Regions from separate parts of the Mus musculus genome. Here region 1 is linked to region 2. Evidence: chromatin loops called from intact Hi-C (ENCODE). Cell type or tissue: left cerebral cortex. All regions are shown on one strand. Each heading gives the region's core, and the rest is flanking DNA. Links, peaks and the distances in the headings are about the cores only. Region 1 overlaps 1700019L22Rik (a long non-coding RNA gene). Region 2 overlaps 1700019L22Rik (a long non-coding RNA gene).

Region 1 (16,564 bases), core at 5,235-13,234, 130 kb after region 2:
CTATGCATATTCAGTACTATTGCCGTCATGACACATGAAGACATTTCCTTCATTGTTACCTTTATCCTGACATTCATGGGAATTCATAAATGGAAGTGTCTGTTCACATTTAAAGCCCGTAAAAAGTGCTAACAAGAAAGAGTCACAGTAGCCCAGCAGAATTGCTCATCCGGACTTGAAGATCCCAAAATGCTTAGTGTATTTTTTTTCTTCCATATCATAATCATGTTGACATTTGTTTCAGAGATTAGAAGAAGAGAAAACAGCATCTGAATGGAGAAAGATGCTCCAAACAGCTGGTAGTCACTAAGAAGCTGCTGAACGAGCCCTGAAAACATTGCTCCTCTCTACCCTACAAGCAAATGCCATTCTCTCTCATAGGGAGTGGTACAGAAGCTGGGGAGGGTATGGCAAGCACCCTAGTAGTTGGCTATCACACACCACCTCTAACAGGGCATGCAGCACAGAGCAAATAATACCCAGATCCGATGTGCACTTCTGTGTGTGTCTTTGAACCATTGTGTGGAAAGGCTGACAGTAGCTAGCAAGGTGGGAAATAATCTGATTTATATCCTAAAAGGAGGAGCATTTGCTGCCTTTCTCCCCCCTCCTTAATTTGAGCCGCACAAAAGCAGCCAGTGGCATAATGAAGCTAATCACAGGAAACTAGCTAGACTTTGTGTGAGGCTTGCTAATTCGTTCGAATGCAAATTTTCCATAAAGAGTTATTTACATCTCACTAACCACCAGGTTCACACCTGGGGTTGGCAACACCTGGCAGTGTTCTTAATGAGTTCACCACTGTTTCCAAAGAAAATGCTGACATTAATAAATGTAACGTTACCTTTATCGTGAGGAAAAGTACAAACATAAATGTGGTGGATTACTAAAGGTCATTGCAATCTAACTCCCTTTCGGTGCTAATGTAGCTTGACAGTATTTGCAAGCCAGGAAGGAGACGGAGGAAAAGCCTTCTGTGATAAGTCGATCTTTCATGGCGCTGCCTGATTGCATAAGGGCACCTGCTTAGGTGATTTTGCCCTCTACGATGCTTTTGGCATTTTCCAAAATGGCACCTGAATTTCTGTCATATTCTATCGAGTCTGTCACTAAATCCTCCTGATGCTGTTCTCCATATTTCTCAAGTCAGTCCCTTCATTTCCATTTTCACGGTCTGCCAGAGTCCTGGCCTGCCCTGCCTGAGTACATTACCACAGCTGCCTCCAGTAGAGCTAAGAAAAGAAGCAAAAGTGGCTGTCTTCACCTGATGTTGTGACTAATGCTGAACCCACTAATAATTACTGAGTGCTTGCTAGGTCTCAGCCCATTGCCCAGGGCCTTAGAATCAGGTAAAGAATAGCTGGCAGTTTTCTACTCTCACAAAGCCTGGTATTTAAGGACACACACTTAAATAATATTAATGAAGAAAGAGAACATTTGCTATGCACAAACTAAATAGTTTAGATAACGTATACCCTTAAGTTTTCTTAAATCTGTTAGTCTCTTATCCCTTAGCTTTTGTACAGCAAATGTACCTTACATTTCCAAAAGTAAAAGCACATTCTCTTATATCTGAGAATAATACATGCCACATATAATTTGTCTTTGGCTATTATACTTTACTATGCTAAATCTGTGTTTTATCCATCAGCATCAGTAACCACTTTTTTCCTTTTTTATCATGGTTTTACCCCTCCATATTTAACTATAATCCTTTCCGTTCATTCAGTTAAGTCATGTATTAATGACACATGGTACTTATGTATTTATACACAGAAACACTCAGAAACACAAAAACACATACAAAACACAGCACATGCAGTACTTGGAAACAAACCTGGAGCCCGAGGCATGCTGAGAGAGCTACATATACCCTCTCTCTACATATTGCCCCAGTCCTAGATATATTCCTAGACAGCCACCATGCCCCAGATAGTTTCCATTAACTTTTTAAATGCACCAGACCTACTTCTTTCTTTTATTCTTTATTACTCCTGTTCTCACATGTTCTCAGTATGTCCGTACATACTGGGAAGTCTTGACTATTCCAATCTAGCAGAGAAGGAGTCAGGAAGTATATGATGTAAGTGATGCCTTCCGGCTTCAGATTGAGTCACTTCCTGCCCTGCACTTTAGAGGCTGTTCTTCTCTTTCCACAGTCACTTGTCCTTTGGTAAAATAACCTTTAAGAAAGTCTTTTTTGGAAAAACCCAACTTTCCCTTGGATGTTTTCTCATTATTTTCCAGAATTCGTATACTTTTTTGCAAAAGATTTATGAATTTACTTTTTGTATACGAGTACACTGTCACTGTCTCCAGACACACCAGAAGAGGGCATCAGATGGTTGTGTGGGCATCAGAGGGCATTTTATTACAGATGGTTGTGAGCCACCATGTGGTTGCTGGGATTTGAACTCGGGACCTCTGGAAGAGCAGTCAGTGCTCTGAACTGCTGAGCCATCTGTCCAGCCCCCAGAATTCATAAGTCCTGAGAGCTGAGCTGTAACCTATTCTTCAGTCTTCCCTATTAGGTCAATACACAAGTGAATACACAAGTGCCATTCTTTTTCAGATATCTCCATTGTAGATCTGAATTTGGGTAAGGCAATCTCACTCCATCTTTTTGAGCCAATAGAAGTAAAATCTCTCCCTAAATACCCCTGAGCTGTGATCTGTCTCACATATTTGGTGTCTGTGGCATCATTGATGCCTAAACCCCCAACCCAATCTTGAATCCTGCCACCTTAGGATATTAAAATGCAAAGTAGTATGAATATCAATCTGAAAGTAGCAGACACGAAGAAAAGTTAAGTGTGAATATAACTATCAGGGCAATGACTTTGGTATGTTCAATGCCTTTTAAAGCATCTTGACTGTAGTTTCCTGTATATTCTGTGTAAGCAGTGAGTATTATTTGTGTGTTAGATAGACAGATGTCTGATCTAGAGTACTAAATTGAGCTCTGCTTTTTCTGAAATGTGAGACAGGGCAGAGCTGAATCTAGCTGCAATAGCAGTCTGGACTCAGTCTCTCTAAAGACAGACCTGTGAGAATCGCTTTTACAACTTCACATTTTTCATTGAAGTTCAATGGACTCCACTTCTACACCCTTCTAGGACAGAAGCAGAGCTTGTAGTTCATATTATAGAACATTTACAAATAACTTCCTGGTGGTCATGATATCTTGGGATATAGCCAGTTAGCCTTTGGCAACTATTGAACAGGAATTTAAAACCAAGGGAAACTCTTCCAAAGTGTATCTGGTACTGTGTGTAGTAAATTACAAGCATTGACTAAATATCATTAGATATAATCACCTAGCTATTTCTGCAAACTGCCCCAAAGCTTACATATTTTCCCATAATTGGTTTATAGAATGTATACATGATGCTAATTCACTCTTTTAATAACTTTTTTCAAGCTATTATAGAATAACCATAACTGCTGGACATTAATTTTTAACAAGGTGTCTATAGTCAACTATTTATCATTTATAACATGCATGGCAAAAGCATTATCAAACATTTATTAAGTATTTATAAATAATTTTCCTACTTCTAGCAAGTGTCATAAATATATTATTAATTTATACCTAAATTATTAATAACAAATCCATGAAAATGAATATGGAAGTAACATTTATTATATGAAGGCATTTTGTGACCCTTGAAATCCCTCAGGTAGACTCCTGCATGTACCTCAGGTAGGCATGAAACAGTAATGTTTCTTATATAAAATATAATATTTAATTGGCACCCTGCTACATGTAATGACAATTCTGCTAACTGACCAGTCCCTTTGGGAAATGACTTGAGTCTTTTTCATCACGATGAATGGGCAATAGACCTGTTTAATGTCTTATGCATGTTTAATGTATAACATATCTATTTTGCTTATTTGTAAGCATTCCATATTACAGAAAGGATAATATCTACTCACCTAATAGGATATTGGTACTTCTTACATCGTCCCTCGAGCTGTGTAAATGTACTGAGACATAACTAAGGTGGAAAACATATCTTGAAGGACCTGCAGCACTCAGAGGAACCCCTCTGCCTACCTCTTTGTCTGTGGGGTACCATGCTTTATGTGGGAAAATTCATATCCACAAGGTCGAAATCAGCTTGCAGAATCGGTGTGTATGAGGACATAAATCTAGAGAAACAGTCTCATAGCCACAAGGACAATTCCTTGTCCCTGTAGTTGTACTTAAAAGAGAGTTCTGACGTGGCTCAAACGTGAGCTTTGAAGGCTTGCTTGCATTATTAGCTTTGTTCTGATTTTTCTTGCTTTCAACCTCCTACCCCATAGTCCCAGAAATTCAACCTGTGATCCAGTTAGGGAAAGTTACCATACACACCAGAAACATAAGTTGACACAAGAATGATGTCAGAATCCTAAATTGAAGGTTTTCCTCAAAGGGGCACTAACCCATCATCTGATTCAAGGTTTATTTCAAGAGGAATGATTTTCTCATGCTCTTCATATCTCTAGAAAAGGACACTTTCTCTAGAAGATAAAAGAAATTGTTTGCTGGCTGGTTTTCTTCTGTAGGTGAAGCACCTTGCCCTTCTATTATTGGCTCACTATCTTCTTCACACTCATGATAGATCTTTGCAGCAAAGACAATTAGGGAAACTAGATCACAGACACAAACTAACCTTGGGAATAAACCGTACCTCTTGTAATAAAATAACATTAAATGCCTACATATGTTTAGGAATAATACTCCTAGAAGATAAGAGTTCAGAGCAGTTAACTATATTTTGCTTCCAGGTGGGAAAACTGAGGCAAGATTCCATCAACATCATCGTATGTCCCAGTTTTTTTTTTTTTTAATTTTACTTAGACTTTCTCCTTTTTAAAATTTTTGGTGGGACTAATGAAGATAATGAATAACTGCTTTACTCTTACTCTCACCCAGCTGCCCCAAACGTACACCAAACTCCTTCTGAGCATTCTTATTGCTTACTGAATAGTGCACAGTATTTGGGGAGCAGACTGTCACATGAAGAACATAGCAAGCAAGCATGAGGAGAGGAGCCTCATGAGCATCTGAGATGTTTACTCTATCATTACAGCAATTAACCTTGACTTCACAAGGGTCAATTGAAACAGCTCAATGAGTGAAATGTTGGGACATTCCCAGCCCTGATGAAGGCCTGCTGTGGTTCATCCAGATTGATGAATTATAAATGTATAAGACATAGTCTTCTAATAGGGTACCACTTATGCTTTGGAGAAATGCCAGGTTATGTCAGGTGGCCACTCCAAAGTTACTAAAATTTATTGAGTTTTGGCAAAATTTGATATTTTCTTTCTTTCTTTAATATTTATTTATCTTTATTTTATAAGTATGAGTTGTTTTGCACGCATGCAGCCATGGGCACTGGGCAGGTGTCTGGTAACCATGGAGACCAGAGACAACACCAGATCACCTCTAAATGGGAATGCAGACACTTGTTAACTACCAAGTGGTTGCTGGGCAGGAAACCTGGCTACTTTACTCATCTACTGAGTCACGTCTTCAACTCCTCACCTGTGCGTTCAGAAACACATGGCTGATATGCAACTGAAAATATTCACGTCAGCGTCTCCAAGATCTTTCATCACGGCCCCTGCTCTCTTCTTTGAAGTGACTCATAATTAAAACCCATTGAATGCAGGTTTGAATAATTCTGCACTTGGAATTAAGAATATGGGAGAGTCCATTTGTGAAAATAAGATGCATTGGGGAAAATGGGGAACTTGAGAGAGACATGAATCCCTTGGGTTTTCTACACATGTTCTGTCTTTCAGAGGTTGATTAGTCCTGAAATTGATCATGTAGTACTTTGTTCCCACGTATGACATGTCCAATATAATACACTGATGTGGTTAAGCTGATGAAGGCTTTCCTATTTAGTTTATTACCATGCCACTTATTATGCCCCCAGCCTCATCACTGGGCACTGTGTTCTCTGCTCCATGCTGGCAGAAGCTTCACTACATATGTTCTCAGTTTCAATGAGTCACTCTAAGTCAGTAAGTCCTATCAATGTAATGTGCCTCTAAAATCCTTCATCACGTTTCTATCCCATGTCACCTAACTATTCATCTACAAAGCAACTTAATACGTCACGATAAAGAAAGCCTGTCCTGTTTTTGTAGTATTAACCATTTAACACATCATACTAAAAGAATAAAGAATGGCCAGCTCTTGATAAGCTAAACTTCTTGGAGCTGAACTTTTATATCTAGAGACAGAAATTTATCTAGCATTTGACAGTAAATGTTATGCTAAGTTAAAAGTCAGCAGAATGCTCACACGATTTTATATTTTAAGTGTCTGGCTGCTGTGTTTTTGATAGAATGCCTTTCCTTGCTGGGTCTATGATTAATGGTGACTCCATCATAGGCTCACAGGGTGCAGTATGTCTTTAACAGCCATGTTTAACAGTGTTGTGTGCACAAGAACAGAACACACACACACACACACACACACACACATTCCTCTAGTCAGAATTGGATACAACCATTGCATTAAATATAAAATAATCTCACTTAAAAGATATGTTACTTCCCCTCCCTCCCCCCTTTCTTAAAACCTGCACATCACTCTAAAGGAGAAAGCCTCACTTGCATGCCAGAGACAGGAATGTACCGAGGACTGCAAAGGCAAGGCTCATAGTCACTGCTGCTATGTCTCCAGATTTGAGCACAGCAGGAGGTCAGTGACTTAGTAACTTTTGGAAAATTAGAAATGCCGTCATCAGCACATCTCCAAGACAAGTCAATAAATCTCATAGTCACTGCTCCACGGATCTCCAACTTCTCACAGAAAGGACTGTGTGAGTCTTTTAGCATTCTAATCTTATCTAGTTTAGGTCATAATAACTGTACCATAACTATTTCTTTATTCTAATAAAATCTGGAAATATTTTGATAAAGTTCGCAAATAATTTTAGTGCTGTGAGACCATGCAGTGAACTGGGGAAAATAAGGAGACTCTAAAACTATGTAAAAGTAATGTTTTTGTCAGTCTGTCTGTCTGCCTGCTCCCACCCGTGTGTTTGTGTGTGTGTGCCCTTTCAAAGGCAGCAAAAAGAGATGAAAATCACGTACATTTTAATGAACTTTACATTCCATTATTGTATTCACAAAATTTTCTCTGCAATGTTTGGAACATAGTAATTAATATTCACAAAATTCTCAACGTTATAAAAGCAAAGTTGAAATAAATGTATCGGATTTTTTGTACCATAAAATTAGTACATTTTTCATTACATTATACAGTGAAGGTTAATCTTTGTATTTTATGAGGGTAACCCTGCCTTCAAATGAGTTTGAGCAGGTGTGAATGGGCAAGAAACACAATGCATAAATATATGACAGGAAACCAATAATCCTAATTAAATTTGGGGAGAATGCAGCCAGATTATGCTTATGGAAGACTTAAATCTTTTCAAGGCCGGCAAATAGATGGCAAAAGTCACCCAATCAATATAGATAAACAATGAAAGGCTCCAGAAGAAGCCCAAATGTGGCAAGTAAGGAGAAGTCCGTGTCACTCAGTCCCGGGGAATTTAAATGTTGAAAAGTCAATTCTTTGAGCATTCAATTTAAATGACCAAAGTAATGAAATGTGAAGATGAAATGCATGTGTCCCTCTAACCAGAATTCCCCAGGACTTAAATGAACTGTTCTCTAGGGATAAGCCATGCGTGCTGCTGTGTACATTGTACTTTGTAAAGTCAGTAAGACTCAGAAAGGCAGAGCTGGTGTGACTAGAACCAAACTTCATGTCTGTAGAGGGAACCTGGGGTCTGCTAACCAATGAACTTTGTGACAGAGGTCCCCTTCTTTTTCCAAACTGCCCGTGTCTTCTTAAGATGCTCGATAATGCTCAATGCAAAAGCTGACAAACCAATCTTACTGATTAGAGAAATATAAGGAATACTTAGACGAAGCCCATCTAAACCGTTAATAGGTAAGAGGGGTTAAAATATGTCACAATTAAAATAACAGCATGTCAATTTCAGAATATGTCTGAGGTCTTTATTTTCGGCCACCAGGGGGCAGTGTCAGCAAGGAGGAAGCCAAAGAAAATCAAACAAGTTCTTTTCTATGGAGACCATAGGAGGCTGCTTTTTTCTCCCTCATCGCCACTCCCTGCCTAAGAAAATAAATTAAGGAAAAGAAAACAACAACAACAACAAAAAAACTAGAAGAGGCGAGAAATAAAATCACCCAAAGTGTAAAATCTGGTAAACGGAGACTGAAGAAACAAAGAAAAAACTGAGTTTTCCCAGGGTGAATGCTTGCTTTGCTGGGTTGACCCATGTGTTTTCCTGGGATGCTGAGAGTCTAGCCAGTGCCGAGGAATGCCATTCTAGATTTCTCTCACTGTCTTTCTGTTAAGTTTTGCTTATCTGTGAATTAGAAGAGAGCACAAAGAAGGACCTGTCTGTGATCAGGTATGTGAGGAACTAGGGCAGGCAGCAGATTTTCCAATACTCCATCCTACTGGGACACACAGAAGGGAGCAAGGAATCTACCCCGGAGTGCTCTTGACCAGCTGCCCAGACAAACGACGCAAGAACAACACACAAATCAAGTTCAGACAGACGCTGCATATCTACTCGGGACTGCTTTCACTGTATGTTAGCACGGGGGAGGCTGATGAGATGCAGTCAATAGTTATATTGAATACTTTTTAAATTCTCGGTTACTGATTTTATTTGCTGTGTGTCTAAAAAATGATAAATAAATAGGGTCTGAAACAAGGAAATATGACAAAAATATATGAAAGGGGGATGCCACGATGTTCTTGTGGAATCCAAGACGATACCCTATCCTTAAGCTGGTTTTAGATGAAACTCTATGAAAATCTCCATTATTTTCAGAACCACGCTAAAAATGTAAGCGTAGGCAATATGTTCTTACAAGCACCATTAGATCTGGGAAGTCTCAATGCAGACAATATTCTGAAAAACTCCATTAGATAATTCACATAGAGCTGTCCTTGAGGAAGCTCAAATGTTTGAATTATATGTGACCATTTAAAATCATGTTTTCCTCTTGAAAATTCCAGAGACAGAGTGAAGATTATTATGAACTAAGAATGAATTTTAAAGCAATAACATCCCAAGCTTTGCTTTTTTTCCCCCATGTTCTCGTCAAATATTTGCATACTGGTCATTCTAAATAAAAATAATTAGTTGAAGAACTACAAGGTACTTGGAGTATTTTGTTGAAAATTTATTCAAGCATGTTCTTTGAAAATGAAAGCAAACAGAAATGGGTGCTTCATAAAACCCGACGTGCAGAGTATGACATTCAAGTACAAATAGGCTTGTCCTTTGAATAAAGAACACATGAATACGAGGAAACCTAGAGTACTTAGAATCCTAACACAGCCACCACTAGTCTTCAAAGGCGCATGAATAATCATAAGTATGTAACTCCACTGCCACCTAGTGGTGCAAAAAATTAGCTTTCCAGTAAAGATGAATGCTTTGTATACAAGTCAGTGGCAAACAGAGAGTTCTACAGCAGATGGCTGAAGAGGCTCAATAGGAACAATAATCTCTCTTCTCCTATAGATCCTTCCACCAAAACTTCATGATTCCATTGATAAAAATACTAGGCTGTCTGCAGACACGCTCTGCTGGTTTAGCACCCCAGGCAAAACGGACGTAAACGAGCTCCATTTGTATGAGTACAAAATATTACAGTTTCCTACTGCCTTGAAGACATGTCTTTTAAAATGAAGTCTGCTTAAGATTTAAATCTCTATCTCACGTCTCTATTGGAAAACAAAAACAAAGACCACTATCTCTTGGAGGATCTATCAAGAGCATCTTTCTTACCCTGAACTGGCAGCACTCTAGGAACGAAATTGTCCAACTAGTGATCAATCCAGGATGCAAACTGTTGGAACGAGCTCCTCTCTAATATTGACATCTCGATTACTGGCCGTGATGATGCCAGATTATGTCTGCAGATTAAGGTCATCTTAAAGGTCTCGGGAAGAAGAAAATGTCTTAGGGGGCACAGGATTCTTCTTTTTGAGAGGGTTAAAAGAACCATTGCTATTTACTCGGGGTAGGTTTGCTTTTCAGGGTGTTGTTATTACAGCAGGCACTAAACCACAGGTGGAGAGAGGCTCAAACAAAATTTCAAGGGAAATAAGCACAAGAGAAAAATAAATAGCAGACACAGAGTTCCCAGCGTCTGCTGTGAACTTAAGAACCAATTCTGATGGTCCATCTTTGAGTGTGTTTTAAGCAGTCACAGAAGTCATTTTCTTCCTGCCAAATGCAGAATTATACACTATGACAGCATTCACCAGAATGGCAGATAATATATCTTGAATACTCGAGTTCAAGAGAGTGCTTTAGAAACACACCAATATTTAAAGGCCAAAGAAATCTCTAATTAACACGTAACATCTCCTGGTTGTGATGCTGACGATACTAAGCATCGTTTCATCCCTTATATTTTGTCAGGAGTCAGACATGCTGTACAAGTGTGAAGTGTAATGGCTAACTTTATTAAGGATGTTCCCAGGCCAGAGGTGGAAGGGAAGAACATCAGGCAGGGGACATCTACTGTCCGGCTCCCCTCCTCCCCACAGCTCAGGGTTCACTTCATCCTACACCATTGCAGGAAGCCAAGTGCATCTGTCAGTTTTCCAGGAGATAGTTGATCATCTCAACAGTCTCAAATTAAAATTCACACGACCGACTAGAGTAGAAAACAGCATTCCAAAGCGGTGAGGGTTCTGATGGCCACCATCTCACTACACTAGTTTAACAGACAGTTTAGCAACATCTACTCAACAACAACAACAAAAGATCATGACATCCATGAAGTTAAAGGTTTTCATAACAATGGGCAATTAGTTAAATGTCACACATGGAAGCCAAACAGCAATTTGTAGATTTCTGTGACTCCAGCGCCTTAATTACTTATATTGCAACTTGTTTCAGAGCATCGAAGACAAAGCTATCTACAAATCCCCGGGCAATTAAGGACAAGACATGCTCAAACATGAACAGATCTTGGAGAAATAAATTGAAAGACCAGATTTTTTTTTCTTTTAGTCTGTAATGTTATTAGGTAGATAAATCACTGGGAAGAACAAGCCAGTGGGAAAAATACAGAGCACACGAAGATTAGCCCCCTTTAATTCTTCCTGGAGATTATGCAATCCCCCCACCCCAAGAAATCAATATCAGTTCAATTGAAGATAAATTACAGGAGAAATCAAAAACAGACACTTCCTGAGCAAGCAATAATAGCATGGCTTCCTCCGTTGCGTAGTCCACTCTAATTACAAAGCCGTGGCCGGGATTCAGAGCTGATGTGGAGTTTATGTTTAATCTGCTTTCTCACTAAATGATTCTTCACATCTGGAGAAATGGCCAGATGGCCTACTAGATACAGTGCTGGGTGCTCACCTTTTTTACAGTTCTCACTCCTAACTTTCTTATAGCTAAGAGGAAAATGTTATTTTGATATTTTTTTGTGTTGTATTCCGTCGATAGTTTAGACTTTTCCTGTGATCTCTTATTATATGCAAGATGTGTCTGGGTCTCCATGTGGATATGTAGAAATCCAACTCAGTTATACGGACATTGACAATAAATTATAAAGAGTTTTATCTTAAAAGAATTTTTGGTAGACATATAATTTTGCAATGCATTAAATATGAAGGTAAATTGCAGGTTAATGAGCTGATATGATTGCATATTTTCATATAAATTATTAAACTGTGGCTTGAGACTTGACACAGAAGGAATAGTGTCTTCTCAATACTTTCAGATGTGATAGATATTTGGATTTTATAGCAGTCCATACTAAAAATGCTTACCTCAAAGAAATATGACAAACTATCAGAAGTATGTTTAAGACCATTTCAGAAATGGTTGGAGGTTTTGTGCTAATCCTAAGCCAAAATTCATTTAATAATCCTTTTTTCTTTTTATGTAAAACGTAACTCAAACCTGAGATACAGTCAGTAATTATTAAAATACAAAATTCAAACCCAAGGCAGTAAACAATGAACAAATTGCGATTTCTCCATGTAAACCGTCACATTTTTATAAGTGCAGAAAACTGTGGGTACAGTAGAACCACTGAACTTCAGTGAAAATAATCATATTCAATGTGCTGAGGAACTAACTGTATTCATAGTTCTCTGGTACTGAGGGACTTAAAGCATGTATGCACATTGTGCACTCCAAACACACTGCAGGAAAGCCACACGATCCATCTCCATAAACATTGCCACAAACAGCTCATTTTCACTGTCGGTTTGGTTTTTTAGTTTGTTCACTGAACATTCAGACATCTTTCACTAATGTGTTAATTTTTTCACTAACCTCTAATTCAGTCTTGTGACCCCCACACAAACCAGAGTTCCAGGCACTGGGTTCTAGATCATTCACTGCTCTTATTATTCATAGAACTCATGAAATATCTTAGGAGACATACAAAGGCAGATTAGGAACTTAAAGTCATACACAGCTACTTTGAAGTTAGCCTGAGATGTCTACACACCTACTTCAACCAAAAAAAAAAAAATGCAATATGCTGTATAGTAAATATGAAATATGTCTGAGTTTCTATTTATTCTTCACTGAGCTCATTGAAAGAAAACAAACCATCACAGCATTGTTCTACATATAGCTAACCATCAAGGGATGAAATAACTTGTAAGCCCATGAGTGAATTAAATAACATTTCTATATAATGAACATATTGCTTGTGAGATTGCTTAGTTTGGACATACAATTTCATCTATAATATGCGGTGGTTAGGATATACAAAAGATCAACACATCAGCACATAACAGCTGCATTTACTGATCTGGGGTGGTATTTCTGTCTTTAGACAGCATGTATAATTGCATGTTATTGTATGACAACTTAACTGCAACATCCTGAATTGGTTTTATAAATAAAGTTGTTTAGCTCACTGAAAGGAAATAGCTACCAAGTAAATTTTGACATAACTAGGGAAAGACACTTGCACTATGCTTAGATTTTTAATTATACAGAACAAATCAAAAGGTGTAGATTTTAGAGCTCACAGCAAGGGAATCATGAAGCATCTATTGAGATATCATAATGAATTCACCTAGCTTCTTTTAATATATGTGAATCGTATTAATTCAAACACTAAACAAGTATTATCACAGAGGACTGTAGGAAGTTCTAAAAGCAGCCTTGCAGTTTATCTCATCAGCCTTTGCAAGAAGGAAAATATCAGCTTAGAGACCATTTAGAAGAACATTTCAGCAAGACGTTCAGAGATTTCTAGCTTTTTGTCATTGTCTTAAAATTCTGAGACAAGTGCCTTGTTTTGTTCTGATTTAAAATATGTAAAGGAAGAACCAATATGCAAGACCTCCAAAACAATTTAATCCTCCAGTGTCCGGAGCTTAGTCAGATCAATATTATTAGAAAGTGTTAGATTACATACAGTTATCATATAATCTGCTACATGGTTAAAAATTACAAACTAAACTACAGAGTCCTGGTTGGGTTGGCCAACTCCTCCTTGGGCCGGGACCTGCCTGCTTCGGAGTGTGGTTGATCTACCCCATGACCCAGCATTAGAATGAAATGACTTTTCCCTTTCCTGGCCTGTGCCAACTACAAACAGCTGCTGGACAGTGGATGAGATCCTGTGTCCACTCGTGGTCTCTTCTCAGTGCTGGGATTATGTCTTGTTTGAACTGGCGCTGGGCATAGTCTCTGTGCGCTGTTGGTTTAGTTCAAGACATTTTTAACTTAATAGTTTTTTGAGGGTTTTTTGTTGTTGTTATTGTTGTTGCTATTGTTTTATTTTGATGTGACTCTTTTTTTTTTTTTTTTTCTTTTGGGAAAGTATGGTGGGGAGATAGGTGGGTGGATAAAAAGTAAAAACCAAAACAACAATGACAACAACCCCTTAGTAATTATTAGTCTTTTATATGAGAATGGAACACACAAGTACAGAATTTGAACAACAAAAAAATCAATTATGCAAAAGAAAGTCATTGTGATTTTAGAGTATTACATTCTATAAGTCGTTGCGATTCTCACTGGACACTGTGGCTCAGTCTGTCATGGTTATAGACAGGCAGAATCCTGCAAGTCTGAGGCTAGCCTGAGCTACATATCAAAATTTTAAAGCACAGGCTGTGCCATGGTTGAGATGCTTTCTCAAAAAGAAGAAAAAAAACATTATTTTTTATTCTTTGAAGAGAACAAATAGGTTCATTTTAAAAGTGTGGGACTTTTCTGGGCCTGCCCTTATAAATAGTAAAAGGAGACATTTGTATTAAGGTTCTGGCAATATAATTGGGCAGATATTGAACTGTTCTAACCTAATTATGCTGGCCTGGCCTACTTTCCTGCCTACTTCCCAGCCACGTGGCTGATTACCTACCATCCTGGTCTCACCCGGGTCTCCTTCTTCATCTGTGTCCTCATGGCAGCTCTCCTAGCACACTTGAGACCTTCACTCCCAGCCTGGACATGGAAGTTTTCCGTATTCTCTCATGCCCAGTTCTCGGCTCCTCGGCTGCTTGGCTCACTATTTAACCATTCCGGAGGTGATAGAGAAGGCTGTCTTATAAAATACTCAGTGAGGAAATGCTTCCTAACCATGACAATACCAAAGTGCAATGACACCAGACCTCTGGGTGCAGGATCAGCGTTCAAATACACAGTACCCGAAAGTATCCCCCCGGTAGTGATGAAATGAGAGTGAACTGAAAAGAACAAATTTTCTGGCCATTCCATTCTTTTGAATATGAAGGAAGCTGTATCCTTTTCATCATTTGCTGCTGAGAGTAGACAAGTGCAAATACAGGATTCTAATACTGGTACAGAATTTAAGCAATTGCATGCTAATACTTGTATTTCTAACCTTGTATTTCTAATGTTAGGTAAATTATATATATATATAATATATATATATATGTGTGTGTGTGTATATATGTGTGTGTGTATAATATTTTACATATATTATATATATGTAATATATACGTATCTATATATGTCTCTCTCTCTCTATATATATATATATATATATAACTAGGTAAATATTAGGAGTAAATAACAGGCAATGGTCCTTTGTGAGTTTCCCTATTTTTTAACCTCCACTGTAGAAGAGGGTAAGTATCAACTACCACACAATCTTTGTGCGAGAGAGGTGATAAAATAAGGCCTTTTTTAATAGTAGAAATATGTATAAAATTTAAGTCCCATAGGTCCTACAACTGATACAGAGCCCAAAAGAAGGAGATGTCTTGATTTACAGAAGGCTGCATTTTTCATTTCCACCAGAGTGAGTCACCTTCAGATGGGGCGGGTGTCAAAGACACATAGCAGAATCAGGAGAGAATGGAATGGTACAAGCATCTGGGTCTCAGTCTATGGGAAGTCAGGATGTCTGGAACTAGGCAGCAATTATTCATGTCTTGAACAGATCTCCTGCTCCCTTGCAAACACATCTGCATGCTCTATCAGATCATCCAAGTTCTTCAGTTGATGACTGAAGGTAACCTTCAAAACAATTGTCTCCTATTCCAGGCCAGCACGGGATACATAGCAAGACTTTGTCTCAAGATAGAAATAAAATACAACTAATCGCAAAATCTCCAGTTGATTCGGGAAAGCTTTTCTATGTATTAAATCACTAAAGAACTTATTTTCTGAGAAATCACCAGATAGATCCATTCTGGATGGGATCTCATTAAGTTCTTTCATCTAAAGAGTCCTGAGAAGATCACCATGACAGAAGAATGCTAGATTTGTGTAGAAATATGAACAATTTCCCTAGGGAAGATTTCTTCTCATCTGGACACATCAGAAGCCACAGTCAGGCCTGTGGGTCTGCATTCACTCACACTGGAGTCTGGGCTGTATCTATGTTCTTTCCTGAAACTCATCCAATTAATTTATATATCTTTGTTAATCGTACTAATTTGATATCTCAGGATTCCAGCTATTTAGAGCAATGCCAACTTCCAAAGCCCTTCGGTAATGAGAATCATGCGCAGCAATGGTTTTATTTCGGCATCCTAACCAATTGTCCTGAATTGTCTCTAATCTAATCTTTACAGTCAGAAGGATTTATTTAAAACACAAATCTTCTTAGTCCCTTTTTTACTCCCTGAGATCTCCTCCTTTGTTCCCTTGGGAAAAAAAAATCCAAAGCCTTTATCTGTTCTGTTCGACTTTGTCTGATCTGGCTCGTGCTTATCTGCCTAGCAACGTCTAAGCCAATTTTCTGCCCCTGTTTCAGCATTTCAAGCACATTGGGCTTATTTTTATTTCCTGAAATGTCTCGAACACTTTGCCACCTCACAGTGTTAGCTCTTGCTGCTCCATCTCATTTCCTTTCCTAAAACACTGAGTGCTTTGAAATCACTCTCCTAGGGAACTTAGACATCATTTGCCCTGGAGAAGAGAAATCTTCCTTGATCGTAACTACTGTACCAGTTATTCCAATCATATAGAAAAAAAATCACATTATATATACTTTTTCTCATTGCCTTTAGAATGCTTGGCATTGTTCAAATCCA
Region 2 (16,564 bases), core at 5,632-13,631:
ATAAACAAGACTGATATTTATCAGTTCTTTTCGAAGTTCATAAAATAAAAGGAAGATGTATTCAATATGTCTCTTTGTCAACACACACGAAGAACCAAACATTGTGTTAAATGTCCATAATACTAGCACTCAGGAAACTGAGGCAGAATGACAATCAAGTTTAATGCCAGACTGGAATTGATGGTAAGACCATATCTCCAAAACAAAATTGAGAATACTTTGGAGATATTGAAAATAGAGAATATTTTTAGTTTAATATATTTTAGAGACCATTTGTGTAATGTCTTATCTTACAGGTGTAAGTCTGAAGTAGAAAATTATTCTCTTCACAGTGCAATGCTAGCTATCAGCAGGGTTATGACTTGTGACTAAGCCCAAATTTGAGCTAGATCTTTTACATACACTAGCTTTGCCAAATGGAAGCAGTTGGGATGTATAGTCCACACACACTATTTGATGCATGTTAGAATTGGACTCTCTCTAGTGGCTAATTTCTTCCTTTAGAATGCCTTTTTGGTACTTGTAACCCCTCTATAAACTCTCCAATCTTACCCTTTCTTACCCAGGGCTGCCAAACTTGCTTTATTAACACTTGTAGAAGCCACCATAGCTCAAAGTTGAAACTTTTCAAAGGCAGATATGGTCAATGCTTTTAATCAGACTCTCATTCTTAGGATGCAATGAAGTATTTTAAGATATATGGTTATTTTATATGAGCAGAGCTGTGCCTCAAAGGGGAGAGTGGTAGCCCAGTGTCTTCTTTGCTGTGCTTTGCTTCCTACTATGAGATTAGTGGCTGGTTCTGACAACAGCTTCCATCATGTTGCTGACTTAACATAGACAAAGAGCAACTAGAACAAATGACCATGAAATAAAACCTTCCCAACCGTACAGCAAGGTAAATCATGTGCCTTTATAGACTGATTATCTCAGTCATTTGTTAGAACAGTGAAAACCTGAGGCATGATATTTTTCTCACAATATTTCCCCAAGTCTCATCACTCAGGCATAACTCACAAGATTCCTCTCAGGGAATTCTAGGTGAATAAGCCAATGACACAGTATCTCAGACAATCTAATTTATTACCCAAATCTCCTTTATTCCCAACACATGCCACCATGTTCAGCTATTTGATATACTTGCATGCAAGTTTAATGTTTTTCCTTCCAGTATGTTAGATCCTCAAAGTCGCCTGTGTAAAATAAACTTTAGCACTTTGTGTATATGCCCCCACATCAGTTTCACACTCCCCAAAATTCATCATTTTAGTTTGCATCCATTTGTTTCCACCTGAAGGGAATTTTAATACTTCCAGTTGTCATATGATTCCCCTGTATACAAATGTTTTAAAGAAGGGGCAGAAAAAGGGTTAAGAGGAAAACCTATATCTCATACTTAACATTATAACTGAAAGGTCCTTAACATCTAAATTATGACAAGTATATATTAATTAATAATAATATTAATAATAGGTATTGTGACTGCTGCAGGTTTTTCTAGAAGATACTGGCCTTAAGTATACTTTTTAAATTGTGGTTATGTTCATATCACTGTATATTAAATCTCTGGATGTAAGATTAATAAATTTATTAATTAAGACAGTAGTGCTCTGCTTCAGACCCTCCTCTACTTAGAGATGTTGGGTGAAGGAAGTATAAGGCTATATTTACATAATATAAAAATGACAGTATTTAAGTCATTATCTCACAAACACATATTTGGGCAAAACTGAGAAATCAAAACAGTCTGGAATATATGAAGCTAGAAATAATAATGCAAGCCTATTTCTAGCCACACTGGAGAGGCAATGGAGTTGCAAGCTCCGTTACTGGGCATCATATTTGCCCTACAAAATGGACCTTTGGGGATATGAGTATTTAAATCTCCATGGACCATTAACCATTGGCCCCCTGTCTGGCATTGTCAGCAAGGATGTTGCATGTAATCACTCACATCACGAGTCATCCACGTGGCTTCTATAAACTGCTATGATATTTCAACAACTCACTTCATTGGGTCAGTGATCAACCATCAAGCAGGAATTTTTAACATGGCCGTGTTTGAAACTAGAGTCAAAGAATAATGAGATATGAACTCTAGTCGTGGCCAGCAATCATTCTTCTAAGCTGTTAAGTGGCATAACATATGTCTATTGCTGGCTGAGTGGAATATATATAACTCAAAACTAAAATCAACACACGAAGAGAATTTGGTTTCTGCATATAATTTGTTACTTTAAGACTAATTTTGCTTTTAAATGAATTAATAGAAAGTTAACAAAATGTCAGTGAGTCTCCCCCCTTCCTTTTTTTTTTTTTTCTTTCTTATGAAATTGCTGAGATCTCAATTCATGATTCCTTAAGGTACAAATATCAAACTTCAGATAATGGACCCATTTGAAAAAGAACATTCTCAGGGCATGAGAGGAGCAAAAATGTTCAGACAAAAACTCTAGAAAAGAACTAACAGATGCACAAACTACCTATGGATACCTAATAAACAATTAATCCTACCACAACATCTGAAATATAAAGTGTCAGTCTTGGAATCAATTGATCACCTAAAACATCAAGTATGTTACTTGTATGTGTAACATATAATACAGGTAAATTTTACCTATGCCCTCTGAGAATTGTTCAATTTTTAAATCCATTTCTGAGAACTAAATTTTCAACAGCAGAAAAGCATACAAATACTTTTCTTGTATGTTCTATATGACTTTGAAACTTTCCTAAGGGAATGAATACTCAAGGATATATAATTGGTATTTGGGTATTTTGGTGGTTTCACTGAAAATAGACCCCATAGACTCATAGGGAGTGGCATTATTGGAGGTGTGGCCTTACTGAAGTAGGTATGGCTTTGTTGGAGGAAGTGTATCACAGGGAGTGGGCTTTGTGGTTTCAGAAGGTGAAGCTGGGCCCAGTATCTTCCTCTCTTCCTGCTGCCTTTGGACCTGGATGTAAAATCTTCAGCTACCCGTCCAATAACATATCTGTCTGCACACCATGTTGAAAATGGACAAAACCGGTGGAATGTAAGCATTCCCCATTTAAATACTTTCCTTTATAGCAGTTTTTGTGGTCACAGTGGCTCCTGCCAGCAATGGAAACCCTAAGACAAGCATATACATCTTGAAATTGAAAAAGTGTAGTAGCAATGTGGGAAACTGACAAGTTGAAGGCAGACACCCTGGGTTTGCCAAGGTGATAAGAAATGTGGCCAGAAAGACAAGGGGTAGGTGACACACATTTATAGAGATAATTCTGGACCTCAAGGTGACATCCTTGATTTCATATATATTTCTTCTGACACAAGAAAAACACACTTTCAATGAGAACTTCCTCATCTGATTTTAATTAAAAAAGAAAAAAAGAATGTCAGGATGCTCCTTATAATACTTACTATTTTTTTCAAGGTCCCGTGAATTCAAACTATACCAGGCTGGCATAATTTGCAGTTGTAATTCCTTAGCTTCCTCAGCTATTGCCTATGCTCATTGGTTGAAAACAAAAATTGTTGGAGTAAGTTTATGGTGATTTTGAGAATTGTAGTCCAAGCTCAGGGTTGATTTGGTTGTATAACATAATGTGTGTTGCGTTAAAAAAAATGTTTTTAAAATTCCGAGTTGCTTCCTTAATCAGTTCTCTCTTATTGTGACTTCACTAGGAAAAACAAGGGAGAAATGACTTGGCCTCTGTACTTTGTAATTCAAGTGATCCTTTCGAGAGGAGCAAAAATTAAAGCCATTAGCAAAAGGGCAAATGCAAGACAGGAATAAAGGATGCACAAGGCTCTCTGTTTGTGTGTGGTGTTATCAAATGTCAGCAAGGTGCTTAAACTAATAAAGGTAGCCAAGGGCGATGTCTTGAGGCTCAGTTTTAGAGTTTTGTTCTAATTTAAAGAAGAGAAAATGCCTCACAGACGTACCCATCAGATGGAAAGGCCTTCAGTTCCCTTGGGTGTGGGAAGTGTTTGCCTTACCTGATTGTATTTCAGGCATACGTGGAGAGAGATTCACAGATAATTTTTAAAGTTAGAGAAAGAAACTTGACATTCGAGAGATGAAAAAAGCTGTTTTTTTTTCCCAAAAGGAAAAATGCATGCAGAAGTACAGAAAAAAAGCCCTGATATTTTAATATAAACAACAATAATTATTAAAATAAATGGGCTAGCATTTTGATTGTGAAATATTCCCACAATTTGGGAGAAAAGGAAAGGCAGAACGATAATTACATGAAGCAGGACCTACCAGGTGGCAAAGACATATAAATGCCCAAATATATCACCTTGCAAAACTTCAGTCATGTAAGAACTCTCTTAATAATCAACATTTAAATGCAAACCAATCTAATTTAGCCAAGGCAGACACGTATTCCTGCAAGGGAAAACATCCTAAATGATTACAATAGGACCTTTCCCCAGAAACCACTTTCCTTGTATTATCAGAAAAAAAGCAACTTTAATTTGTTTCCAGCTGTGAGTTGGTACAGCACTCTATAATAGAATCAAAGGGAAGAGGCATTTCCTTTTGAGTTTCTATTTCTACAGTGTCAGAGCACAGCTGATGAAGCACACATCCATCCGCAGTGGCTTACATCAGGGAAGCTGCAGTCCTCTTGGTTAAAAGGTATTTTGTAGCAGCATTGGGAACAGCTGCAACCACTTCAGAAATGAAGAGGTTCAGGCAAAGAGTGCACATGTATATCAAGGTCGGATCTGTTTACACCAGGCACAAGCAGAAGAGTGATGCTATACAGCCAGGATGCCTCTGCAGTCCTGGATGAAACCCAAAGGAAAGGAGAAGACCATTTAATGAGGCACGATAGTGCTTCCACTACTCGAAGCCGATCGCTTGGATTCCCAGAATCCCAGTTATCTCTCCCTGCTGTCTGGGTATCCCGTGCGTGCTTGGCTGACAGGAGGGGATGACAGTTTCAAAATCCATGCCTGTTGCTAGAAATGAGAGATGCTTCACTTTCTAAGCCCAAATCTAAGGTGGAAAATAATCAGTCCTTCTAGTTTTCATCTTCTCAACAGAAAGGAGAAAAAAAAAAAAAAAGACTGAGTTTGTTTGTATCATAGCAAAATATAGATTGCGGATCCAGGCAATGTTTTCCTATTCCTGCCTGGCACATAATTGTAGGTCTGCAACAGAGACTCAGTCATCTGTGGACCCGGGATAATTATGGCTGAGGGTAAAAGGGTGAAAAGGACAGATCCCAAGGTATCCATAGGTTCTTTTGCAGATAATTCACAACCCAGAAGTCAGTCATTTAAATTAAGAAAAATCCTAGAGTGGGCTGGCGAAACAGATGGAGTTGTAACAGCCACATGACAGGAAGTTGTAAAGCTGCGGGGGACAGATTTCCAGAAACAAGAAGTGAATGTTACAATATGTTGGAGTAGGCCCTGAGAATATAGCAGTGTATCTGATCACTGCTGCTAAGAAGGGCTGTTTTAACAAGCTTGACTAATTACTCCCCCAATTCAACATTGGCCTACTCTGAGACTTTCATGATGTTTTCAATTGTCCCAACCTCATCACATGATTAAAGTTACGATCAAGGAAATTCCCTGAAGGCCAGTTGGAATGGACAACCTTCAAAGTTAACCTGATATCACCAAAACAACCAAGACTAGTGTAATAACTAGATGTTTTTTCCTGGATTGGACCCAATTATTTTTTCTCTTTATACAATGCTTTATGTGTGTGTGTGTGTGTGTGTGTGTGTGTGTATACAAGTTTGCATACATGAACCTCTATGTGCACAGAGGTCAGAGGACATTGGTGTTTTTTGCCATTGCCCTTCACCATTGAAACATATTCTCTGTCTCTCTCTCTCTCTCTCCTTCTCTCTCTCTCTCTCCCTCTCCCTCTCTTCCCTTCTCCTTTCCCCCTCCCTCTCCCTCTCCTCCCTTTCTCCCTCTCCCTCTTCCCCTCTCTCTTCCCCTCCCCCCCCCCCCGCTCTGTTGTTCACTATTTTAGCTAGATGTGGTGACCAGTGATTTCTTCTGTGTCTGCTTCCTACACCAGCATTGCAGGTACTCACCAGGCCCAGTAGGACATAGCTTCATATCAAAGCGATTTAACTTATGAACTCATCGTGAAATCAGAGAAGGTATCCAAAAGCTGAAATCCTTAACATCTGAATTGTAGGTGCCACTTGGAAGAGTTGTCTCAGAACACCTAGAGTATGAAAATATCCATAGTAGAATATGCTAATCTGCCTCCAAGGGGAGGAAAGAAAAACACGGAAGCATTTCATCATCAAGAAAAAGTAGTTAAATGGTTGGAAAAGTTGATTGCATTAGCAACTGTTCCTCTCCACTTCCCTTCATTTTAAAAAGGTATATGTATTTTTCTCAGGTATAAATAGTCTTATTTAAGAAGAAACATGGAAGAAGTCACAGTATGAAATCGATTCAGCTCAATGAGGGGATGTGAAGAACAAATGACTGAGCTATGCTAATTTACCCCAACTAGCTGCATTTCCTAGGGAGAATGCTAACCAAATTGTGTAAATAGTATACAGGAAACTGGGAGAAATCAAACTTGTTTTTCCCTGCCGGCTCAAATTTATTGAGGCTGCAACTGTTATTTTTGCAGGTGAAACACATTAGCTAACAAAGGTGTCATTCCTTTATCTTAATGCACTTGGAATAATTTACAAGCTAGCAGCGTTCACTGCTGACAGTTCTCAAACGGTATCATTGTGCCCTCCCCTCAAGCAGTGCATCTGTTAAGAGATTTCAGGAATACCGTCCTATTTCATTGCCTAGAAGTTATGAGCCTGCTAAAGACATTACGGGTCACAATCCTGCAGGCAAATGTTGAGAGATAATTGTCTTTGCCTAGGTGGAGGAGTATGTTCCATCAAAAATTGAAGATGGCATTTTTTAAAACAGAGTTTAACAATATCCATACCTAAACAACTGCCTAGTACTAAGGGGCTCAACCCTGACATTCATTCTGTTTCCCAGATATAGAAAAAGCAATGGCATTTCTCTCTGTGAGATTGGATGTTTTAATTGTTTTAGGAAACTCAATATATTATTCCCTATACCTTTGCTCACTGGAGATTATATTGTCTGGCTCAGTTTCATGAGAAGCAAAAGGTAATATGCTTTCTGATAGAGCTCAACTGGTCAGGTTGAGAGACATGGACTAAGTACTTTAGGTACGTGTGAGGAGAAGGGTTATATTTGGAAGGAGTTATCAGATTAGATCACCAAATATGATAAGCAAGAAAATGTAAACCTCTTGCCTTTGAATCTCTGCTCAAATGGTGAGGTTACTCAACCCATTATTTTAGAGACTAGAAAGAATTTTTTTGATGTTTTATATATTTACCTTTGTACATAGTTAATGCTAATGCTAATTTAATGCTATATCAATTGTTCTCCACCTATATACAGTTAATAGTACTTTAAAACGCTAACATCCAATGTATAATATATAAAACCTATTATAATATCCATGTGAAGATAATTATTACATGGTCACTAATGATTGCACTTCTAAATTAAACCTATTCTGAACGTGAGGACATGGGAGAAGGATTATTTATCTTCACTAACAAATGGAAACAGGAGGACTTGATTCTAGCACATTCTCTCTCCAAGTTCATCCAGGATGGGCAATTTATAATCATCCCTCTTCTTTTCCTCTCTTACCTTTCTTGGCAACCCCACCCCCACCCCCGGCAAATCCTTTTCTGTTACAAATGAGATTTTTTTTTTCCCATAGTTTTATGGCTGGCAACTTTTTCATGCCTTTGAACATCTATGTCTGAAAATGGAAGTTTGGAACTAAGTGAGAGATATATGTAAGGCATTTATATGTAAAATATAAAAATGTTGAGTAAATAAATATACAGGTAAATTGGAATTTCAGGAAAGACAATTAAGTCAAGAATTAATAAGATATTGCTTCAGATATACATGTATCTCACTAATGATATTTATGACATGAAATTAAACATATATAGACACACACACATATATGTGATTGCTGAAGACCAAACAATGGAGAGAAAGAATTTATATTGAGTAACTCAAATAAATGAAACACTGAAGAAATTCCCAGATTAGCATCTTTATTTCACCAAAACGTTGTACTTCCACTATGCATGGGAGTGAATATAATTAATTTTCTTCCATGAAAATATTTCAATTTCCATTGTTCTTCATGTTATCTTTCTAAAAGCAGTGATGATATTTTGGGAAAAATATTATTCATTCCATTACTTGACTAGATACATGTAAACTGACCAAATCATATCCCTAGTTACTACTGAACATGAACAGAAAATCTCTTTGGAGTTTAAGATACATTTGAAATAATAAGTTTGATGAGCACCTAGTATAAGTCTCTAAGTCTAAGACACTCTGATACAGGTTCACATGTGTTTACTTATCTATGCTGGTATAAAGTGAATGTGATTTTCTGCTTTCAATTTTCCTAGAAAAATATCTTTGCTCTTTAAATTAGGTATAAAATCTTAATCACTGACTTGTAAATATACACTCATACTCCTGTGTGTGTGTGTGCATGTGTTTGTGTGTGTGTGTGAAATATGATTACCAATAAATTTTAAATTTATAATGTGTAATATCTATGTGCTGAGATTATAGTCTGACATGAGTAATCTCATAGACTTTTGGAATGTTAGTTACTGAAGATATTTATGAAGTGGCATAAAATACTTCCCAGGTGAAATACTTATTGGATGAAGTTTGGTCTTTGTATTTATAACTTTCCTAAGAATTAAGATCATGCTTTGCTATTGATAGAGAAATAATTCTCCATTAGTCATCCAAAGAAGTTAATGGCCTAATACCTCTAAGTATCATGTTTTATTTAACATTTGTTTTGTGTGGCTTCCAAGGACTATCCCAGCTGTATTTATGCTTGACTCCATTAAATGTTTATTATGTGCCTGTAATTGCCTCAGGAACTGATAGATTCATTTGCTTTCTCTGTTTCATTCTGAATCAAGCAACAATTCCTCTGAGAAACAGACAAAGCCATCTCACATTAGGATGTCAGTGCTTCTCTAAGATGTCCATTAGGGGGCATCTAGAGAACAACATCCCAAGGATGCTACCAGCCAGCCCAGCAGTTTGAGGAGCTACTTACTCAGGTCACATGGTCTGTCAATACAGCCTGCCAGTGTCTCATGCCATATATACACAGATAAAATGAAGGGAAACAGAGACAGAGAGAGCAAGGAATATTGGCAAATGCAGAGAGAGACTTCTTTATAGATCAGAACTTTAAAGTCATTTCTGGCCCTTCCTCAGCAAAGGGCCTCTTTGCATGAGGCCTGTGGCAGCTCAGTAAAAAAGGCCAGCAATTTCCTCACCCCTGATTCTATTTGACTGGACTCCAGGGAAAGCTGCCGGAGCTAGAATCCTTTTGCCAAGATGCAATGAATGTAAAACCTTTCCTGTCTCCTCCTGTGGTTACAATTCATAAGGCCAATTTCAGAGACAAGCTGTAGTCTGTTGTCTGTAGTACGAATTGTAAATGCACTTCTCAGACAACCCACTCAGGGAATTCTGTTAAGAAAGGTTAAGTGTAAATTGCCCTTTGGATTAGTCTGAACATCACCATTATGAAACTTGGAACTAGTGGGCAGGAATAAAAGTTTCAGACAAACAAAGCATAAAGAGAAAAGAAAAGACATGGTTTCTTGGAAGGTGATATAGCGGCATAAACCTACACTATTCCCTCAGTAAATGCTTATGAAATGGTTTGTTTGAAGATTAAGAAATAGCCTCTTACTACTAAAGCAAAGGAAGACAACAATTTTTTTCAGAAATTCTGTTCCAAATTATTATGGCTGCGTTAACAGATGCTATTAATGTATAGATTTCATATTACTAAGCAGATATATAATTTCACAAATATATAAACACTTCTCAAGATTCATCAAGTGCTATTTGCATTTAGATATAAGTGCAGGTGACATTTTTTGGAATATGTTATGAAGCTGATTTTTAAGATAGGACCTCATTGGAAGACTACACGAGTTTGTAATAGTTAAGATTTTGTCTTTTAAAAATTTTATACGGAATGAATAATTTTAAATTTCTAACATACTATAACACACAGTCATTTTAATAGTGGTAGTACAGAAGTATAATGGGAAAAAATGCTCCCTGAAGGGTCCTTGTTCCTCTCAGTTCTGTTTCCCAGAGGCACCCACGCTCCTTCCCTTCAGCTGTCTCCTTCCCATCACTTAGCTAGCTTTTTCATTCATTTACATTAATTATTATATATTGTGGGTTTCCTATGATAAATAAGGCACTGATGTTTGTGGTCTAATGGGTTTCAGAGTTCATGCCCCTCAGAATGCCCAAAGAAACACACAAATTTACTATAAAAATGGTGTCTTCAATTGCGCCCATTAGACAGTTTGTGAGTGGAGATGGGACATTCCCTAGCTACCACCGTGCTGATGGTACAAAGGCTCTTCTTGTCATCATTTTTTTTTTTTTTGAGACAGGGTTTCTCTGTGTAGCCCTGGCTGTCCTGGAACTCATTTTGTAGACCAGGCTGGCCTCGAACTCAGAAATCCACCTGCCTCTGCCTCCCGAGTGCTGGGATTAAAGGCATGTGCCACCACGCCCCGCTTGTCATCATTCTTTTCTGTGGCCATTCTGCTAGGTCTTTGTTGAAATTAATAGACAAAAGTTGGCTCTTCACTTTTACTCAATGAAGCTACTTCAAATGAATGCCTCTTCTTGTTTGAAGAATGAATTACTGCCCTGATAATATTAATTTACATTGGATTATTTCTCTGTGAATTGTTGTAAAATTGCATTGAAGTCAATTTTTGACTTTGTGTGTGTGCCTGTGTGTGTGTGTGTGTGTGTGTGTGTATGTGTGTGTGTGTTTAATCCTTGTCTTTATAACTCTCCCATTCTTCTAACCTTTGAATGATTTTTATTGATTTGCTCATATTTGTGAATTGGGAAATAGGAAATATAGAAACTTTTTCTCTGTGTGTATCTGAGAGGGCCTGATAACTGCAGAACTTCTGAGGAGCAGAACAAAGAAGTTAGGCTGTGAGATGGGATAGAAAGGAAAAAATGAGAAAGCTGTAGGATGGGAAGGAAGCCCTTCTGAGAGAGTCTGTTTGAGTCTCTTGCCAGCTCAGATGCAAGAATTCCCCATGCAGTTAACATTTGCTGTGAAAGTTGTTAATGTAGATAACACTCTTTTCATACATAGCTAATTAATGTCCCATATTGAAGACCTCAGTGTCTAGGTACCTTAGTAGAGCCTCATGCTTTCTTCTCGTATTTTATGGGACTTAAAACAAGTGAAACAAGGCAATTCACTTTGTTTAAAATAAAGATATGCTACTTTCTATACTCTCTGTGATCTAGAATTTTAGTTGTAATCTTGGCAGGTGCCCTTAGGAGCTACATTGTCATCTCACATAGGTTTTGTCTCATTCTTTGACATTGTTTCAGAAGCCACACAATCCTGTAAGTGGCCATTCTAAAGCCAATAAATGTATAGATTTCAAAGAAGCTCAAACCAAGCTTCTAGATCCATTTTTGTCCCCAAGAACCTTTTTTCCCCTTCAACCCTCATGCTCAAGCCCAGTATCAGAAATGCCTTTTGATAAGCTTCCACACTTTTTCATGCTGGGTTTTCCCGATATTATTTTCTGAGTCAAGCCATGATCCTGAGTCTGACTATTTAAGGTCTTTAAAAGTTAAAGGAATGCCAGAGGTTGGGAGCAGGGTAACTGGAAAGGTGGAAGGTAGAGTCGTTTGGGAGCTGCCCCTGTTAGTCCTGAGATTTGGAGTCAGGAGAAGGTCTGAACCCAAATTTTTATAGAGAGAGAACTAAATTGTGGTATAACACTAACATTGCTTCTAGGCTAATCAGTATAAAAGATCTCAGAAATATGTGTTCCATGCCACCAACCTCCTATCCCACAGAGTGGAAATTTGGCTGCTGAACTTTATGAAATGACAACATGGAGGTAGTTAGCACATGGAGATGTGAGCTAACGCTTTACTGGAGAGAACACAAGCAACGCAAGTAAATCACAAACAAAATAGCTTTACTGAGAAACACATATACCTGTAGTAATATAGATATTTTTGTTGATGTGCAACATGTTCTTGGTGTTCATTACAAAGAACTCATGCACAAAGTCAGAGAGCAGAGATTTCGGTACCTCTGCAGGGTATTTTAGACTTGCTTGTTTGACTCCTGTCTCTCAATCTCATCAGTCACATACAAATCTCTAAATAAAATTAAGGAACCAGATAAAGTTAATGAGAAGCACTAGAAACTGCAAATTTAAAACGTTCATTGTGTGATCTTTTTTCCCCATCTGTTCGGTATCTTGTTTTGCTTTGATTTCTTTCTTTTGGAAATGGATGATTTGAGGCACACTTTTGCCTTGGGTTGTAAGCACAACTAATTTCTGGAGCATTTAAAACTCTCATCCTGATGACTTGGCTTCATTTACTGACGAACTATTAAAGAAAATAACTTTTAAGAATGACAATGCTTCTATGTTGTATTTTACAGCATAAGAGTGTTCCCTTAGAACATTTAGCTATATATATATATAAACCCTGTGGAGTAGCAGTGAATTTTTACAACTGCCGTGGGTATATGTTTGATGATCGACGAACTTGGGGGTCAGTGTGATTTATTTAATTTCAGGTCATTATCTCTTGCTTTACTCACATTAATCTAAGTGGCTTTCCACCACCTCCAGCCAGTGCCAGTGCTTCTCTCTTTTCAATTAAGACTTCTAAATGTTTTTAAACTGTCATTTAGCCATATTACACCTTAATTGTTTGTGTTACTCTTCCATGAAATGTTTCCAAATGGCTTTTCCTCCTCCTGAAGGGATAGGAAGGCTCTGTATAAACTCATCAAGTTATGCAGATTTGAGGAATGACACTGGTTTGGCATTTCTTGTTCCAAAGTCTTCAGACCATTATCATGGTTGTACCAAGCAACCAGAACCTGACTTTCTGTCTTCTTGAACTATAACTGATGTGTCCAAATTGTTTTCATTATCATTGTTAATTGCTATCAGTGTGGACCAGTCTTGGCAATACATATGTGTGATGTTCTGTTATTCAGAGTTATAGATTATTTTCTTTGTCTATTAGGGTGTATAATTTAACATACACTGCTATTTTGTTACTGCTGCTTTGTTTTTTATTAAATATTATTTTTGATGTATCCACATTTCACTTAAAACAACCAATTTACTCCAGTAGTTTTTATCTGGGAGCCAATGACATTGATGCATTTGGTTTTTGTCCCTCATGTTCATGTGGCAGGGTTTCTTTAGTGAAAGAATGATGGAACTTAACACTACAGTGTCATTTTTCTATTATAGTTCTAAGTCTGGATTCTCAAACTATATACTCTCAAGGCTGTATAAGATGAACTTAGTGAACCAGAACATGTCATATCTGTGTAGTCTTTGCTTTCCTCCCAAGCTATTTAAAGGCACTATGGGCAAACTAATACTTATATATAGACCCTATATTTTTACTATGATTACCTGAAAATTAGTATACAAAATATAAACTTTCCTTACATCATTTTCATTCCAAAATTATTTGGGCTGATACTCTTCTTCTGCTCCTTCCCTGGTCTCCTTACTCTCCTATCTGCTTCTTCTCTTCCACTCCAGTGATGTTTTCTATTTTTATATTATGTCCATTATACTATTACCCTTCTGCATCCCTTCCTTAAACTCTTTTTCTCTCGGCTCAGGAGGAGACCTGTTCTAGTTTGATGATGTTGTTTGTCTTTCATTTATTCCTTTATACATGTTCATCAACCGCAGTTCTATTCCTTTTCTATTGTTAATAGGACAGACCTAAACCTGAATATGTAAATATCTCTATGTAAATACCCAGGATTAGCATAGACCATTGCAACATAAATTGTATTAATAAATGGTCAGGTGCTGTTTATGATATTTGAGAGCAGGTTATGAAAGCTAATGGGCCCCTGTCCTCAGACTGAGCATGTTTATATCATGTCCCAAGAAATTCCTTGTCATGGCGAGCCCTGATTCCTCTTCTTTATACCTTGAAGAAGTAATTAATTAAAATATTGTACCACCTAGTACAGCTATAAGGCAAATGATTTGCATCCCAGGCTAGTATTGTTCATACTGTGGTATGGAGGTGCTTCTGTGGGAAAGAGAAGCAGGAAGCTCATGCTTAAGAAGCAGGGACACTCTATCCAGACATCTCTCACTCAGACATTCAATCATGACTGCTCCAGTGATTTTGTTCTCTCTGATGGATGTTATAAAGACACAGCTTTGATGATGGTTCACTGTCTATCTGTTACTTTCTGTTTGATCTTTTACTTGGAAGCCTCTTCCAAAAGGAGTGCTCATGTCTTGCCAGAACTGTCAATGAGGAACCTCAGCTGGCTGCCTGGGTGGGATTTTCCACTATTGCTGCTTGATGATGTAAGCCATATTTTAATTTTCTCACCTTTACTTACTCAATATGATTACCCATCATCTCTGCTGGATCTTGGAAGGCCCTGTGTTGATGATGCTATAATACATGCTACTCATTCTTTGTTCCCTTACACTTGCTTGTTACATGCTTAATAAAGTCATTCATTCAAATCAGAATTACAGCTATTTTCTATTGTTCTCCAGACAAAAGAAAATTAATCACATTGCCTAAATCTATAAAATCCACACAATATTTTTAAGGAATGACTGTTAGCATTATCACCATTGGGCCAGACTAGAACCTCTGACATGTAGGATGGGGGCTTATAGAATAATTGAAAAATTGTTATGAATGGAATGATGATAATAAAAATCCTAACTCCTCAAAGACCTATTAGTTATAAAAGTAATTTAGATTGAATTATATTTTATTAAGTTGCAAAGTTTGGTTTTGTAGTTTTGCTATATGTCATGATATTAAGAAAAATTGGGAATAGTTTTAGATGACACTCAAATTTTACGTTATAATGATTTAAGATTATTAAAATTTCCAAAGTCAGAGTTCAATGCACTCATACTAACATTTTTTAAACCAATAGAGTTTTCTTAAGTTATTGATCTATTGGTAGCACTTACCCAACTGCATTTACAAGAAAGTACTATATTTAATTATGATTATTACTTTCTCTCTCTCTCTCTCTCTCTCTCTCTCTCTCTCTCTCTCTGTGTGTGTGTGTGTGTGTGTGTTGTGTGTGTGTGAGTGTGTGTGTGTGTGTGTGTGTGTGTGTGTGTATGTAATGCCTTTAGGTGTGTTATGTTATTACCATTGGATAAAAAATAAGAAAATCAGTATTGGCTTTTGTTTATGCTTTACTACATGTTATGTAGAGGTTAAAAGTATAAGACTACTAAAACATTCTTTCTGTGTTAAAAAAAAATCAGTGTGTAGAAGCCTATGTCAATGAAGAAAAGAAGGATACAATGAAGACACAATAAGCTGGGAGGTGCATTCGCAGGTCAGCCAGGACACAGAGGATGATGCTCATACTCATATGGGAATAGAGTCATCCAAGGGGTCATGGGAAACCTGCCAGTGGTCATGTCTCAAAGGAGATAAACTTCCTCCATCAGTAGCAATCAAATATAAAAGCTCTTATGCCAAGTGTGTGGGCCTCAGTCATTGCTCACACCCATGCTTAAATTTTGAATCAGTGGATTTTGTGCCCCCCTCATTTTGGCAGGAAATCATAACTGCATTATTTTTTTTTTTACTTTTGTGTGTTACCTCCTTAAAATATTTACTCAATCACAGCACAGTGTCACTATAGTAGATCAGAATACTGCCATATAATACTTTGACTTTTATGCTTGAGATTCCCCCACCCTGATTTCCACAGTGACTGAATCAGTCATTACTGTCACCTATTGTCATTTGATCACTTCATGATGGCCATGATGATAGCCATAATATAGAATTTCAACGTAGTTTTAGCATACTTAGCATATTCTTCCTAGTCTTTTGACATTTGTTAAATGTAGCAAAGTCATAACGAGTTGCTGGAAATTTCCCAAGTACCATCTTGTCCATGTTCATATACCTGTTCTGGCAGTAATATTTCCTGACTATCTTGGATAGGATACTACTTTACTTACATAGAAAAATACTTTAACCTGTAGGGAAGGCAAGAAAATAATTAAAATGTACAGTGCTTGCAAGGTATAAAATAATGATCTTAAAAATATGTTAATATGATCTTGGTTCCCAGATTCCACCAAAAATAGTCAGTGCAGACATCTGGGCACCTTCCCTGCCAGAGGAGAGGTGTCTGACCACCCCAGGAAGATATTGCCAGAGCATCTGCAGGAGACATCTTGGTTCCCGGATCCCTCTGAGACTAGTCTGCACAGGTGAGCGTGTGGACTACAGAAGCTAACAGCTTCTGGGACAGGCACTGTTTCAGGCCTTCATCTTCTGCCAGGAGGCAAGTCTGAACGCCAGATATATGTTCACATTCCCTGAAAGAGGAGAGCTTGCCTACAGAGAGTGCTCTGACCACTGAAACTCAGGAGAGAGCTAGTC

The links. Peaks named below come from ENCODE experiments on the same cell type or tissue, not always from the same donor. Only the 100,000 strongest peaks of a DNase experiment are listed, where the experiment ranks them.
Region 1: it touches region 2 in a loop (2.3-fold over the local background); 2 of 42 quality-filtered maps call a loop at or near these places.

The regions. Positions count from the first base shown.
Region 1 is chr8:50,284,286-50,300,849 of GRCm38, forward strand. All of the region lies in intron 5 of 1700019L22Rik (a long non-coding RNA gene), which reads right to left. Among named protein-coding and RNA genes, the nearest start is that of Gm2516, 76 kb to the right of the region's middle. In left cerebral cortex, for the core only: CTCF peaks have their summits at 8,053 (motif pointing right) and 9,453 (motif pointing left); DNase peaks (open chromatin) are centred at 8,056 and 9,453.
Region 2 is chr8:50,155,873-50,172,436 of GRCm38, forward strand. 1700019L22Rik (a long non-coding RNA gene) reads right to left here. Exons shown (of 7, transcript XR_003947392.1): 6 at 6,055-6,191. Among named protein-coding and RNA genes, the nearest start is that of Gm2516, 200 kb to the right of the region's middle. In left cerebral cortex, for the core only: a CTCF peak has its summit at 9,070 (motif pointing right); no DNase peak of the experiment used is centred there.